Linked DNA regions of Homo sapiens: region 1 is linked to region 2. The links are chromatin contacts, found by Hi-C or POLR2A ChIA-PET in ENCODE. All regions are on one chromosome and are shown on one strand. Each heading gives the region's core, a stretch centred on a gene start or an enhancer-like site at or near the end of the contact. The rest is flanking DNA. Distances are from core to core; before and after follow the strand shown.

The links. Hi-C counts contacts between places; a loop is a spot of excess contacts on that map. ChIA-PET counts read pairs that join two places held with the same protein, here RNA polymerase II (POLR2A). Pooled maps may share reads with other maps.
Region 1: a loop to region 2 is called in a map of gastrocnemius medialis, with 2.6 times the contacts of the local background. The contact joins two enhancer-like sites. A Hi-C loop is called at or near these places in 1 of 168 maps with a recorded cell type or tissue (gastrocnemius medialis) and 1 of 50 pooled maps. POLR2A ChIA-PET finds 5 or more read pairs at or near these places in 1 of 52 experiments (activated T-cell).

Annotation. Positions count from the first base shown.
Region 1 is chr2:110,992,730-110,999,422 of GRCh38, forward strand. It overlaps ACOXL (acyl-CoA oxidase like), which reads left to right. Exons shown (of 18, transcript NM_001142807.4): 14 at 3,164-3,275. Among named protein-coding and RNA genes, the nearest start is that of ACOXL-AS1, 120 kb to the right of the region's middle. RefSeq lists an enhancer at 5,630-6,204. Within about 2 kb of position 1,327, at least 8 of the 41 ENCODE cell types and tissues checked have a DNase peak (open chromatin) inside an H3K27ac peak, as active enhancers do.
Region 2 is chr2:110,769,870-110,776,995 of GRCh38, forward strand. The region is part of intron 2 of ACOXL (acyl-CoA oxidase like); the gene reads left to right. Among named protein-coding and RNA genes, the nearest start is that of ACOXL, 41 kb to the left of the region's middle. RefSeq lists an enhancer at 2,260-2,761. Within about 2 kb of position 3,667, at least 8 of the 41 ENCODE cell types and tissues checked have a DNase peak (open chromatin) inside an H3K27ac peak, as active enhancers do.

The sequences.
Region 1 (6,693 bases), core at 77-2,576, 220 kb after region 2:
GCTCTGGCTTGTCCCTGCAAGGGTTGTCTCTCTTCCTCCTGCATGGTAGCCTGCCACTGGGGCCCCTCCCACTCTCATCAGCCTGTGGACCTTTAGGAGGTGGTGGTAGATGTCCAGGAAAGTCAAGATTTTGCCTTGCACCCAACGTGTTTTTCTACATTATGCTGTAAAATTTACAAATATTCAGCAAAGTTGAAATAATTTTACAGGAAGCATTTATGTACAAACCATGGAGATTCTATCAACCTATTACTGTACCTGCTATATCACTATCATATCTATGGATCTGTGTATGGAACTCACCCATCCATTCACCTTCTCTTTTTGATCCATTTCAAAATAAACTGTAGACATCAGCACATTTCTAAATAATTTAGCATGAGCGTCATTAACTACAGTTACATATTTAGTTATAGTTCTTCTTATGTTGAATTTACGTACAATAAAATGCACAAATCTTAAGTGTACATTCACTGAGTTTTGACACATGCATAAACCTATGTAACCAAACTCATATTAAGATACAGATCATCACTCCAGAAAGTTCTTTCATGCCCCTTCTTGGACAATCTCACTACGCAGATACAGCCACTCTTCTGATATTTTCCCACCACAGATTAGTTTTTCTATACTAGAACTTCACATAAACAGAACCAGGCAGTATGTACTCTTTTGTAGCTGCCTCGTGAAATTGGCATAATACTTTTTGACATTCACCCATGTTGTTGTGTGTATTAGTTTGTTTCTTTTCATTATTGTAGTATTTTACTTTATGGATATAGTAGAATCATTCTCTTATGGATGAATAGACACCTGGGATGTTTGCTGTTTCTCACTTCTGTGAGTAGAACCGCTATGAGCATTCTTGTATAACCTTTTTTGTGAGCATATGTTTTTATTTCTCTTAGGCAATTAGTAGGAGTGAAACTGCTAGATCATAGGGTATGTGTTCATTTATTTTTATCAGAAACTGTGACAACATTTTGCAAAGAGATTTCACCATTTTACACTCCCATCAGCAAGCATGAGAGTTCTGGTTTCTCCAGATCCTGGGCAACACTTGATGTCAGTGTACTTAATTGTAGTCATTCTGGTGGATGTATAATGCTACCTCACTATGGTTTCCGTTTGCATTTCCCTGATGTCTAATGATACTTATTTTAATTTAATTTAAACTTTATTTAAAAATAGAGTCATTTGGATCTTCTTGTAAAATACACAGTTACAAGGAGGTTGCCTTTAGCAATGTTTCTATTTTTAAAGAAAGTCTGCACACTCTACTGCACTGGGCAGGCTCCTAGACCTACATGACATGTGACTCACATGACTCAGCGAGTGGGTGAGATCCCCTTCCTGCAGCACGTGCAGTTCACAATCTCAGGTGGACAAACATGTTCTACAGTCTGAATTCCAGGGAAGCTAATTTCCAATATCAGCCCCTGGAATGACTAAAACATACTTTTCAATAATATATGAAAGCTTTTTACATCTTTCATTAAATAGACTGAGGCAGAAACCCAAACTTCTTAAAGCCCAGATTCAGAATAAACATTGACATCTTTTAAATGTCCCGGTAATTGGCATGTAAATACTTTCCTCTTCCCTGTCTAAATGGAGGGTGATTATTAATTCAGCACTTGGCATCTCAAAAGCACTGCGTCAATTGCTTCTTAACGTTTCTCTCGTGCCTTCTGATTGAGCAACAACAGCCACTTGGGTTTTTTTTTAGTTAATATGAATTTAAGTTATTTGAGTCTTGTAATAACTTACTTCCTCAGGAAGTGGGGAAAGGGGAGGGCAAGAGGTGGCTGTGCTATGGGAAACCCTAAGTGTGAATTAACCCTTCCCCTGGTTGTCTAGGTTATCTAAAGGTTCATGGTGGGTCCATAAAATTGGCATGAAATAGAGTTTCATGATGAAAAGCTCACGAGCTTTTAATTGTGAACTTGGTTGTTTTGAGTCTGTGCTTACCTCTCTTAACTCCTCTGTGCCTCAGTTTCCTCATTTGCCAAATGGGAAAGATGGGAATTGCTGCCTGCTGAAGAAAGCTACCATCTCTGTAGCACATCCTCCCCTGTGCTTGCACACAGCCCTATCACTTCCCTCCAGGGTGCCTCTTGCTTTAAATGCTGATGTTCCCCAACAAAACCTGAGCTTGACTGAGTTCTGCCTGTGTGACCTTGAGCAAGTTACCAAATCTTGCTAAGCCTCAGTTTCCTAAACTCTACATTGGATAATTATAGTATTCTAGAATTATCGAGAAAATTGAATAATTCACAGCAGATAATGAACACAATTCCTGATATATAATATATTTAATAAGTATTATTAATTGATAAATATTTTGTAATAGATATATTTGATTATTAATATCCAATTATAATAATTATAATAAATGCCCAGCAGTGGTTATTATAAACTCACTTGATAGAGCTGTATAGTGGTTGAGTTATTATTATAAACTCACTTGACAGAATTGTATAATGGGGGCCAGGCACAGTGGCTCATGCCTGTAATCCCAGCACTTTGGGAGGCTGAGGTGGGCAGATCACTTGAGGTCAGCAGTTCAAGACCAGCCTGGCCAATATGGTGAAACCCTGTCTCTACTAAAAATACAAAAATTAGCCAGGCACAGTGGCATGTGCCTGTAATCCCCACTACTCAGGAAGCTGAGGCATGAGAATCACTTGAACCCAGGAGGTGGAGGTTGCAGTGAGCCGAGATCGTGCCACTGCACTCCAGCCTGGGAAACAGAGTGAGACTCTGTCTCAAAAAAAAAAAAAAAAAAAGAATTGTATAATGATTGAGTTATACATGAATTGTATAATGGTTGATTATACTTGACAGAAATTACATTGCTGTTAACTAAGAAAGACTATGTAAAATATTGAACACTACTTATAATACAATAGTAAGTGGAACAATTAGGAAACCAAATCATCTCTATACCACAAGGACAACCACCTAGAATAAACTAGAGCTAAGATTACCGAAAAGAATTATGAATACAGTCAGTGAGAGATGGGATGGGGAGATTATGTCTATTGACACTATTTTTCTACAGAAAAAAATAGTTTTAAAAAACAAACCTACTCTATTTCTTTCAAATGAAATTCTTGGTGAGGCCAAAATAATAATGATGGTCACCGTGATTTTCTTTCAGTTTCCTGGCATTTAACATGGACACAGTTGATGATCTCGCCTTTCTGTTGAAAGCAGTGAAATTTCGTGAAAGGGTTCTTCAGCGGGGTTTGGTGGCCAGAATTTATTATAAGGTAAAGATACACTGTGTTATATTTTTCCTTTTGACATGTGTTTAAGGGATATCCTTGCTGGTGAACTATCTGTTAAGTTTAGTAGAGGATGAGTCAGCCTAATGACAAGCTCCTGGAAGCGGCTAGAGTTCCTACGGGCCATTTTGCATGATACCGTTGCTTGCTCTAGAGGCCAGGATGCTTCTGTTTAACCCCCTTTATGTCATCTTGTAGAATTCCACCTGCAGGCATCATGTGGCTGCCATGGGAGTTGATGAGTGGTGTAATTTTCAGCCCTTATCAAAGTTGAAAAATCATTGTTTTATGTGTATAAAGAGTACATCGTTCTCTAAGACAGGGAGGGGAACTGCCTCAGGCATATGTAAAAATTAACATTGGGTTAGTCTAAGATGCATTCTGTCTCCTATTAAAATACCTGTAAAGCTCTGCAAAAGCATAAAACCTTGTGTCAGCATTGATAGAAATCTAGAGGAAATTTCCACCAAGTACAGTGCCAGTGGGGTTAGTTTGAGGGATCACTGTCCACCCTAGCAATATCTGTTTCATCTTCTGATCCGGCACAGAATAGCCAATGGAACCCCAGGAGAAGGCTTTACTGCTCCTATTCTATGTCCAGGCCAGGGGCTCAGGGCTACCATAACAAGAGTCCAGGTTGCTTCTCTCCTTCTGCATGGGAATTAGGTTCCAAGCCAGCCAGAATTGGATTCCTGCAATTCTCCCCTTCCAGTTCACCCCTTTTTATATGAATTTCAAGGTCATGTCTCCTAGTACAACACAGCAGGGGTAGAAGGGAAGAGGATGGATGGTACATGGGAATGGGTATTCTCTTAGGAAATGCTTTGGAAACAGAAGTGCCCTGGAAGCAGAAAGCAGCCAAGATCCACCCTCGTGGAACAAAGCCACACTGGATGAGAACCTGCAGGAAGCCAGGCTAGGAATTGTGTAAATCAATTTTTCCCCCAGGCGTAGATCTGAGGTGAGGCTGTGCCAGACCCCACAAACGCATTCAGTTGGGTTTAAATCACTCCACATATCCTCCACATATCAAACATGGAGCCAGCCAAAATAAGAGATGGATATATCCAAAAGGAAAAATGCTACAGCTGCGGTGAAGAGCAGAATTAACAAGGGAGAAAATGCAATCTGTAAACTGTTTTCGAAGACTATAGAAGAAAAGGCTAAAGACAAAACGATAAGAGAAGAAAACAGAAGCAGAGTGAAATGATAGAAATCTAACCTATGGATAACAAATATTCCTGGAAGTGCTGGGACAAAAGGAGCAGAAATAATAATCACAGACATAGTAGAAAAAGAATTTCCTTCATTTCCATTATGCTAACGGAAAAAAAAGACTTATACTTAGACATAGATGAAAAATCTAGAATAAAGAGAACAGAATGTGAGCAACAAGACAGAAAATAATAGCTTACTCAAAAACAGAAAAAATTAGGCTAGCTGCTGTCATTCACTAGCTCCAAATGGAGTAATAAGTACTCCTCTAAAGAGGAAACTTCATGATCTAAGCATAATATTCCAAGCCAGATTTAATCCCTGAGTACAGCCAATGGAAAGATATTTTTAGATATCTAAGAATCAGAAGCAATTTCACTAATATAGCCTTCCTTAAAAAGTTATCTTAAAATTTACTCCATAGGACACAAAAAAGAATCAAAATGAATAACTCTAAAATAAGGAAGTCAAGATATAAAAAGATTGGCGGTCCCTGTGAAGCCAATACTATATGTTTTTAAAAAACAGTCACGAAATTGGCTGGGCGTGGTGGCTCATGCCTGCAATTCCAGCACTTCGGGAGGCCAGGGCAGGCGGATTGCTTGAGCTCAGGAGACCAGCCTGGGCAACATGGCAAAATCCCATCTCTACAAAAAATACAAAGAAATTAGCCAGGTGTGGCAGCACATTCCTGTAGTACCAGCTACTGAGGAGGCTGAGGCAGGACAATCTCTTGAGCCTGGGAGTCAGTGGTTGCAGTGAGCCAAGATCACACCACTGCACTCCAGCCTGGGCAACAGAGAGAGACCCTGTCTCAAAAAATAATACGGAAGCTAAAAATATTTTTTTTTTGGAAAAAAACATGATTTTTTAAAAAACTTGATAAACTGGTTCTGTAATAGTCTATACGAATTTTTAAGGTAAGATGAAAGACAAAGTAAAAACATACTGAATTTCTTACATTAATTACAGGGTAAGCAAAAGACCTTGTTTTGTTCTGACTTTAGTAATTAGAGAAACATAGGTTAAAATATATGTTTTATTAAATTGAAAGCTAACATAACTACTGAACACAGAATGCTTGTTTTCCAAATCACTGCAGCAGACAAAGCAGTGAAGATAAACAAGTGGTCAGAAGTTTGTGTAATCAGAGCAAAGCAAAGAACAAATCAGAAAGCATGTTCTCAGAAGACTCAAAGACACTCCAGTGCGGCTCCTTTAAGTGAACCCACAGCAAGGCCAGGAGAGCTGTTTAAAAAGTTCCCACTGCGAATTGCGCCTTGGTTTGAGAATTTCTCCGGGATTGCTTCCCTAAATCTGTTTCCCATTAATTGTGATATCCCCTTTGTCTCTTCTAATTTGGCTCAACTCAAGACCCCTCTCTCTGGCCCCAGAAGATTAATGCTTTGATCTTGAACTGAGTTGATCTGGTAATTCCTTGAAAACAACATTTCCATTACAATATGATCCCTTAAGCAGTGGAGAGGCAGCTTTTGATACATTTTCATCCTAGAGAGCCTTAAATCCCTCCAGCTCCCACCTCTGGAAAGTGGGGGATTAGATTTAAAATGGGCTATAATATGAAATGAAAGAGGTTTCAATCCTCCTAGTAAAAGCACAGACTCTCAGATTAGATTAGATTACACATTGTGTATAGAAACAAATCTAATTATATGCATTGATGTATAACTATACACATCAAAACAAAAAATGATATTTTAAAAGATTTTCAAAAGTAAACAATGAGTAAATGTGTGTTGGGAAACAGCAAGATATTTTCAGATATCTGTCAAAAGGTTGTTATATTAGTTAGTTGGGGCTGCCATGACAAAATACCACAGACAGAGTGCCTTAAACAACAGAAATTTATTTTCTCACAGTTCTGGGGGCTGGAAGTTCAAGATCAAGGTTCCCAAAGGGTTGGTTTTCTTTGAGCTTCTCTCCTTGGTTTGTAATGGCCGCCCCGCTTGCTACCTCTCATGGCCATCCATCCATGCACCCACACCCCTGGTGTCCTTCTTCTTATAAGAATACTGTCGTATTGCATTAGGGCCCCACTCTACAGCTTCATTTTAACTGAATCACCTCTTTCAAGACTCCCATCTCTTAAATATGGTCACATCCTGAGGTACTAGGAGTTGGGACATCAATGTTTGAATTTAGAGAGACATAATCCAGCCACTACCAG
Region 2 (7,126 bases), core at 2,417-4,916:
ACCCCAAAACACTAAACAAATACTAGCCAGGCATGGTGGCCCACACCTGTAGTACCAGCTACTTGGGACGCTGAGGTGGGAGGATCGTTTGAGGCTCCAGAGGTCGAGGCTGCAGTGAGCTATGATCGCACCACCGCACTCCAGCCTGGGCAACCGGAGTGAGACCCTGTCTCAAAATGAACAAACAAACAAACAAAAAACCCAACACCACCCGCCCTCTGAGACCCCCTAAGGGAGGAGCCTGAACTAGGGTAGCTGCAGCTCAGCGGCATGCTGAGGAGCCGACCCTATCCTGCAGCAGCCCAGCCCTTTCCCCACCCAGCATGGTCTGGGAGGGAGAGTCTGAGGACTGAGGGATGGAGTCCTCCCAGTTCAGGAGACCACAGGGGCGCCTTTCTTTGTGGAGCGTAGAATGGAGCTAGTGGGGGCCTGGGATCCATGCTTGAAAGTAGATCCCTCTCCCTTCCCCACAATCCCACCAACCTTTGGTAGGTTGTCTAAGGAGACAAGGACCAATCCTGGAGTCTTCTCAGGAAGGAATTACAGGCAGAGCCTTGGCACCACCTGCGCTGCGATACTGCAGGCACCTCCACGCTGACAAGGGCGCTGCAGTGTCAGCTGAGCTGGAGAACGTGCAGATGGATGTTCACTTGGCACAGGAAAACTCCCATGTGACAAAGTGGAGCGTGCTTGCGAAGCGTAAAAAATCATTTCATACCAAGTAGTTTGGCAGAGATTTTCAAGCTAGGAAATTGCCTCTTGATGGAGCATCCATTTAGAGCTGTGAATACAACCAAAAAAGAAAAAAAACACAAAAACAACCAACCTCTTTGCTGCCAACCACTCTCTCTGTCAGAGTCGCCTCCAAGTGCGTTCGGCATGGGGCTGGTTGGAAGGTGAAATCTTGGCCTGTGGCCAGCTTCTTGCTCCCTTAATCAGCCCAACATGTCTGTGGCTTAACTTAGTGTCAATACTCAAGACCCGGATGTGAGAGCTGATCCCTTAATGAGGCTTGCTAATTGCAGCCCGACCCGCTGAGTCTGAAGGATTAGCCTCTGTAATCTCGCTCCTGATGAAGCGTGTTGAGCTCTGGATCCAATTATCTTCCTGTTTTCCTGGCTCACTTAGTGGCCTTAGGCAGCCTGGACAACTCTCTGTCCTGGGTGATTAGATATAATTCCTCCAGGAGGCACAGGATTGGCCCTAGACCATCCCTCCAGTCATTTCTGTGAATTATCTCGGCCTGTTTGGCACCTCTCTCTGTATGAATTCACAAAAGCCAATAAACCTGAAGGAAATGAAACTGGCCATCAGTGCGGCAGGCTCATCTCGCTGGGCGGATGTCATGAGACTCGGCAGCACATCTGTGTTTGAAGGCTCTCAAATTCCGCCCTGTAAACAGCTGGAGGAGCTGTCCACATCCAGTAATTCTAGAAGTGTTACATGATTCATCCTGCCTCTTAATAAAATGATTGAGTCATGGCTGTCCTGCCTGCTCAGGGAGCATGCCAGGCCCGTCTGTGTTTCCCTGGACCCCCCTTTCATGTTGCTCTCCACTTTTGTGGATGATCCGATGAGCTCTGAGGCAGAACGCGGTGTATAATGTGTAATGATGATGTTCTAGGGGACAAATAAGAAGGGAGTCTCATTCACTCCAGGTCTCTATGGACAGTCCGCAGGCCAAGAATAAACCATTAAAATATTTCCACGCTGTGTTTTCCCCTCTGCCATCTGTAATAGATTTGAGATGTTTCAATAATTTTAAAGCGAAAAAACAATATGAGTCTGATTGCAGAGTGTGCACGCACACACACACAGACACACACACAGTGTGAACACCATCATTGTTCTCTGTGCCAACTTCTCCTGCACCTGTTTCTAGTGACATCACCTTTGTGCACCTCAGCCAAGAGCTCTCTTGTTCCCCTGAAGTTTCCAGAATTGGATCCTGGGCTGGGGGAGTCACCAACTGCCTCTATTTCCAGATGCAGAGACCTTCTGTCTCTAAGACCCAGGTCTTATCATCTACTTTGTGGCAGTGTCTTGTCCTGCATGGGGGACAGCTTCCTCAGAGATGCTCATCCCTGGAAGCTGACAGAGTCTGACAGCCTGCACTGATCTTCACCATAGCAGACAGTGACAGCTCAAGTTGACTGAGTACATGTTCTGGTACAGTCCCAACACTAAGAACTTTAAATAGATGATGTCATTCAGTATTCACAACATCCCTCATGGCATTCCCATTTTACAGATAAGTAAACTGAAGCTGAGTAATTGGCCTGAGGTTAGTTATACAATTAGTGAGTTGTATATATAAATGACTAGTGAACCAGGGATTCAAACCCAGGTGCTCTGCTTCCTGAGCCCACGTCAAACAGGTGGTGCTTGCCCCTGTCTGCACAATAGAAGCAGCCAGACAACTTTCAAAACTCCTGCTGTGAAGGCTTTTGCTCAGGCTAATCAAGTCAGCATTTACATCTCCCAGGTGACCCACTGTGCATCTGGGGTTGCGGACTGCTGCACTATGCCTCCTTTCCTGCACCCTGTCTCCCCAAAATTGTTCCCATTAAGCATTTGGTCCCTACCAATCAGGGCTTGTGGGTGGCTCATAGGGAAACCGCATCTCAACATTACCTTTCCCCAGGAGGGAGCCAGCTGGGATCAGGCTTCTTTCAGCCAAGTGTAGTGTGGGTTGGGGACAGATACCTGGATGATGAAGATCCTACCCCTGACTCCTTCTTCCCCTCCCCCAACCAGCCTACAACCGTTCTCTCTCTCACCCAGAGCTCTGGTTTTTATCCCCATGATCCACACGAGTGAGGGGCATAGTTGCACCATCGTTATCTAAACCAGTGGTTCTCAAAGTAAGGCCCGAGGACCCGTGTGTGTCCCCAATACCCTTTCAGGTGCTATGTGGAAAGTATATGTCCAACTACCTGCATGTGAGACACTGGATATTCATCATAAACTTCAACCAAAACAACATATCACAACAGATGGCACAAAAGCAGTTATGAAAGGGCAGCTATCTTTTATTGAGCCAGATACTAAAACAATGTGAAACAATGCCATTCTTCTCATGAGTTTTTTGAAATTATGACTATTTTTCATAAAAATTATGCAATATGGTAAATTGACAGCTGTAGCCTGGACAAACAAAACCTCTTTGGAATCCTCAGAAAAGGTCCAGGGACCATAAAGGTTGAGAGTCACTGATCTAAATCGTCTACTATTTTCTCAGGAAGCTCAGTCTCAGCAGATCAGAGGGGAACTAGTAGAACATTGGTTGCATTATATTTATATTACATATATTATGACTATTATTTTTATCAGAATTTTAGGTAATCTCCGTTTGAGGTATTTTTGTATTTGGAGAAATATCAGGTGGGTGATCAGATCTAAAATGGAAGAATGTTCTAAGGTCAGCTCACCTTAGAAGGTGTTTGGGAATGCCGGGGAGGGTGGTTACTTTTCTACTCAGACCTTGAGAGAAGAAACAGCCTTTCCTGGGAAGCGTTTACATTTAAGCCCTGAGTGTGTTGTGCAAAAGGAGCTGAGCCAGGAATCTGCCAAGAGGCTGAGATGTCTGTCCTGTCCCAGTCCCAACTCACCCAGGCCCCACCCTGTTGCCCACAACTTCCAGTGCCAGCCCCAGCGAGTGCTGCAGACTGTGACCGCTGTACTCCCCCACCCATCCCAGGACTGGCTCCTGACCGACGGACAGACTCTGAGCTCTTGGCTCTGCCGCCCTGGCCTTGGCTCCCTCTTGGGCCTCTGGCTTCTGTTTGTACTGGAACCCAGGCTTCTCCTAGTGGGCTGTGACAGGCTCCCCTGGCTCTTAGTCCTATATACTGTCTTTGGCAGGAGTCCCTGTCCCAGCTCCAGCTCCACAGACTTGGACATTGGCCACTTGGCCAGCACTTTGGTCAGGCCAGCCCTGGCCGCCTGGGATATCTTGGAGGATTTGGGCAGAGACAACAGGACAGAGAGGTCTGTTTACAGAAGTCCCTCTATGTAGATTGGCACCTGAATGCAGTTGTCATCTGTGATAGCCACAGGGATTACTTGAAAGCGGGGCATGGCAGGGAGTGAGCTGGACCTGCCCTGGGATTCCAGTGCAGCTGGAATCATGGTGCTATTTGTTTTTTGACACTGCAACCATTCTGCATTAAAAAACACCCTTTTCAATCTAAGCCTTCATTATTACTCGTGCAGTGAAATACTATGTAAAAAACCAATAATTATTTCTCGCTACCTTTTGCTAAGTCCCTTCCGTGTGCCAGGTGAGGTGATTCGTTCATTTTATAATTGTTTATTGAGCACCTACAGTGAGCCAGGCATTGCTCAAGGGGCAGTGAACAAAGCAGGCAGAAATTACCTGTCTCGATGGAGCTTACATTTTTGTCTGGGAGGAGTCAGACTATAAACTAATAAACAAAGTAAATTTCTGGTATGTCAGATGGTGATGGATGCTGGGGATAAAAATCAAGTGTGGTAAATTGGAAAAGAAGAAGTAAAATAGTCTCTCTGAGCAGATGACAGGATCTTTTATGTAGAAAACCCCAAGATTCCACAAAAAATCTGTTAGAACTAATAAATTCAGCAAAGCTACAGGATAAAAATCAACATGTAGAAGTCAGTTGCATTTCTATGCATTAATAATGAAGAATCCAAAATGAAATTGAGAAAACAATTCTACTTATCATAGCATCAAAAAGAATAAAATACTCAGGAATAGACTTAACCAAGGAGGTAAAGACTGTACATGGAAAACTACAAAATTGCTGAAAGTAATAAAAGGAGATACAAATACATTGAAAGGCATCCTATGTTCATGAATTGGAAGACCTCATATTGTTAAAATGTCAATACTACTAAAGCAATCCACAGTTTCAGTGCAATTCCTATCAAAATCCCAAAGATGATTTTTGCGGAAATAGAAAAACTCATCCTAAAATTCACATGGAATCTCAAGGGACTCTGAATAGCCAAAGCAATCTTGGAAAAGAAGAATAAAGTTGGAGGCCTCTCACTTCCTGATTTCAAAATTTACTGCAAAGCTACTATAATCAAAACTGTGGAACTGGCATAAAGACAGGCGTAGAGACCAATGGAATGGAATAAAGAGCCCCTAGAAATAAAACCTCACATAGGTGGTCAATGATTTCTGGCAAGGGTGCCAAGACCATTCAGTGAGGAAAGAGCAATCTTCTCAACAAATGATGCTGGGATAACTGGATATCTACAAGCCAAGTATGACGTTGGAAGCTTACCTTACAGCATATCCAAAATTTAACTCAAAATGGATTAAAGACCTAAATGTAAGAGCAAAAACTAATAAAAAATTCAAAGAAAGCATAAAGAAAGGGCTTCTTAACATTGGATTTGACAATGATTTCTTGGATAGAACACCAAAAACACAGGCTTTTGAAAAACGTAGATACATTTTTGGAATAAAAATGATCTAATTATTAAAAACAATTTTAAAAAGCATTTAAGTAAAAATTTATATAAAAATAAACTGGACTACATCAACATCAAAATCTTTTGTGCATCAAGGGACACTATCAACAGAGTGAAAAGGCAACACATGGAATGGGAGAAAATATTTGCATGTTATATGTCTGATAAGGGATTGATATCCCCAGAATAGATAAAAACTCCTACAACTCAACAAGAAAAAAACCAAACAACTAGATTAAAAAATGGTCAAAGAGTTGAAGATATAGTTCTTCAAAGATAAACAAATGGCCAATAAACACATAGAAAGATGCCCAACGTCACTAATCATTAGGCAAATACAAATCACAACCACAATGAGATACCACCTTACACCCATTAGGATGGTTATTATCAAAAAAAACAAAAAACCAGAAAAGAACAAGTGTTGGAGAGGATATGGAGAAACTGGAACCCATGTGCATTGTCGGTGGTGATGTGGGAATGTGAACTGATGTAGCCACTGGGGAACACAATATGGCATTTCCTTAAAGAATTAAATGTAGAATTACAATGCGATCCAGAAATTCCACTTCTTGGTATATACCCCACAGAAGTGAAAGCAAGGGCTCAGAGAGCTATTTGCATGTCCATGTTAACAGTGGCATTATTCCCAATAGCCAAAAGGTAGAAACAACCCAAATGTCAATTGGCAGGTGAATGGCATAACAAAACATACAAAACATGTTGTAATACATACAATGGGATGTTATTCAGCCTTAAAAGGGAAGGGAATTTTAATACATGCTATAACACGTATGAACCTGGAAGACGTTATGCTGAGTGAAACAAGCCAGTCACAAAAAGATAAATACGGTACACTGTTACATGAAGTATTTAGAGTGGTCAAATTCATAGAGATTGGAAGTGGAATGGTGGTTTCCTGGGTCTGGGGGAAAGGGGAAATGGGAGTTAGTGTTTAATGGGTGTAGATTTTCAGTTTGGGAAGATTAAGAAGTTCTGGAGATGGATGGTGATGATGGTTGCCAAACACTGTGAATATACTTAGTGCCAGAGAATTGTACACCTAAAAATAGTTGAAATAGTAAATTTTATGTTGTGTGTATGTTAATTTTTTTAAGTGAAGATGTAAAGGTGCTCAGAAGAGTCAGAGGGACAGGTGGGGGCCTCATGATGAGGTGACATTGGAGCAGATGCCTAAGAGGTGGGGGAGCGAGACAGCTGGAGGTCGGTGAACAGCATCCAGGCAGAGGGAACAGCAGTCATGAAGGGCCTAAGGTGGGAGTGTCCTGGGCTTGTTAATGGAATGTCAGTCACCATGTGGTGTGAGCAGAGTGAGAGAGGAGGAGAGAGGTGGTGACAACCAGGGAGATGGTGAGTCCCTGGAGTATGAAGGGCCTTATGAGGCATTTGATTTTCTTCAGACCGGATAAAATGGGAGGACTTGGAGGGACTGAGTGGAGCAGGACCTGTCTGACTGGGTCTCCGGGCTGCTGGCTTAGAAATATACTATATGAGAGGCAGGACTGCAAACAGGGAGCTGAGCAGTCACCAGGGAGAGAGGTGGTGCTAGCTGGGACCAGAGTGACTGCAGTCAAGGTGATGAGAAGTGGCAGGAATGGGGATTCTACTGAAGGTCAAGCAGTAGACAGACACTGATACATGG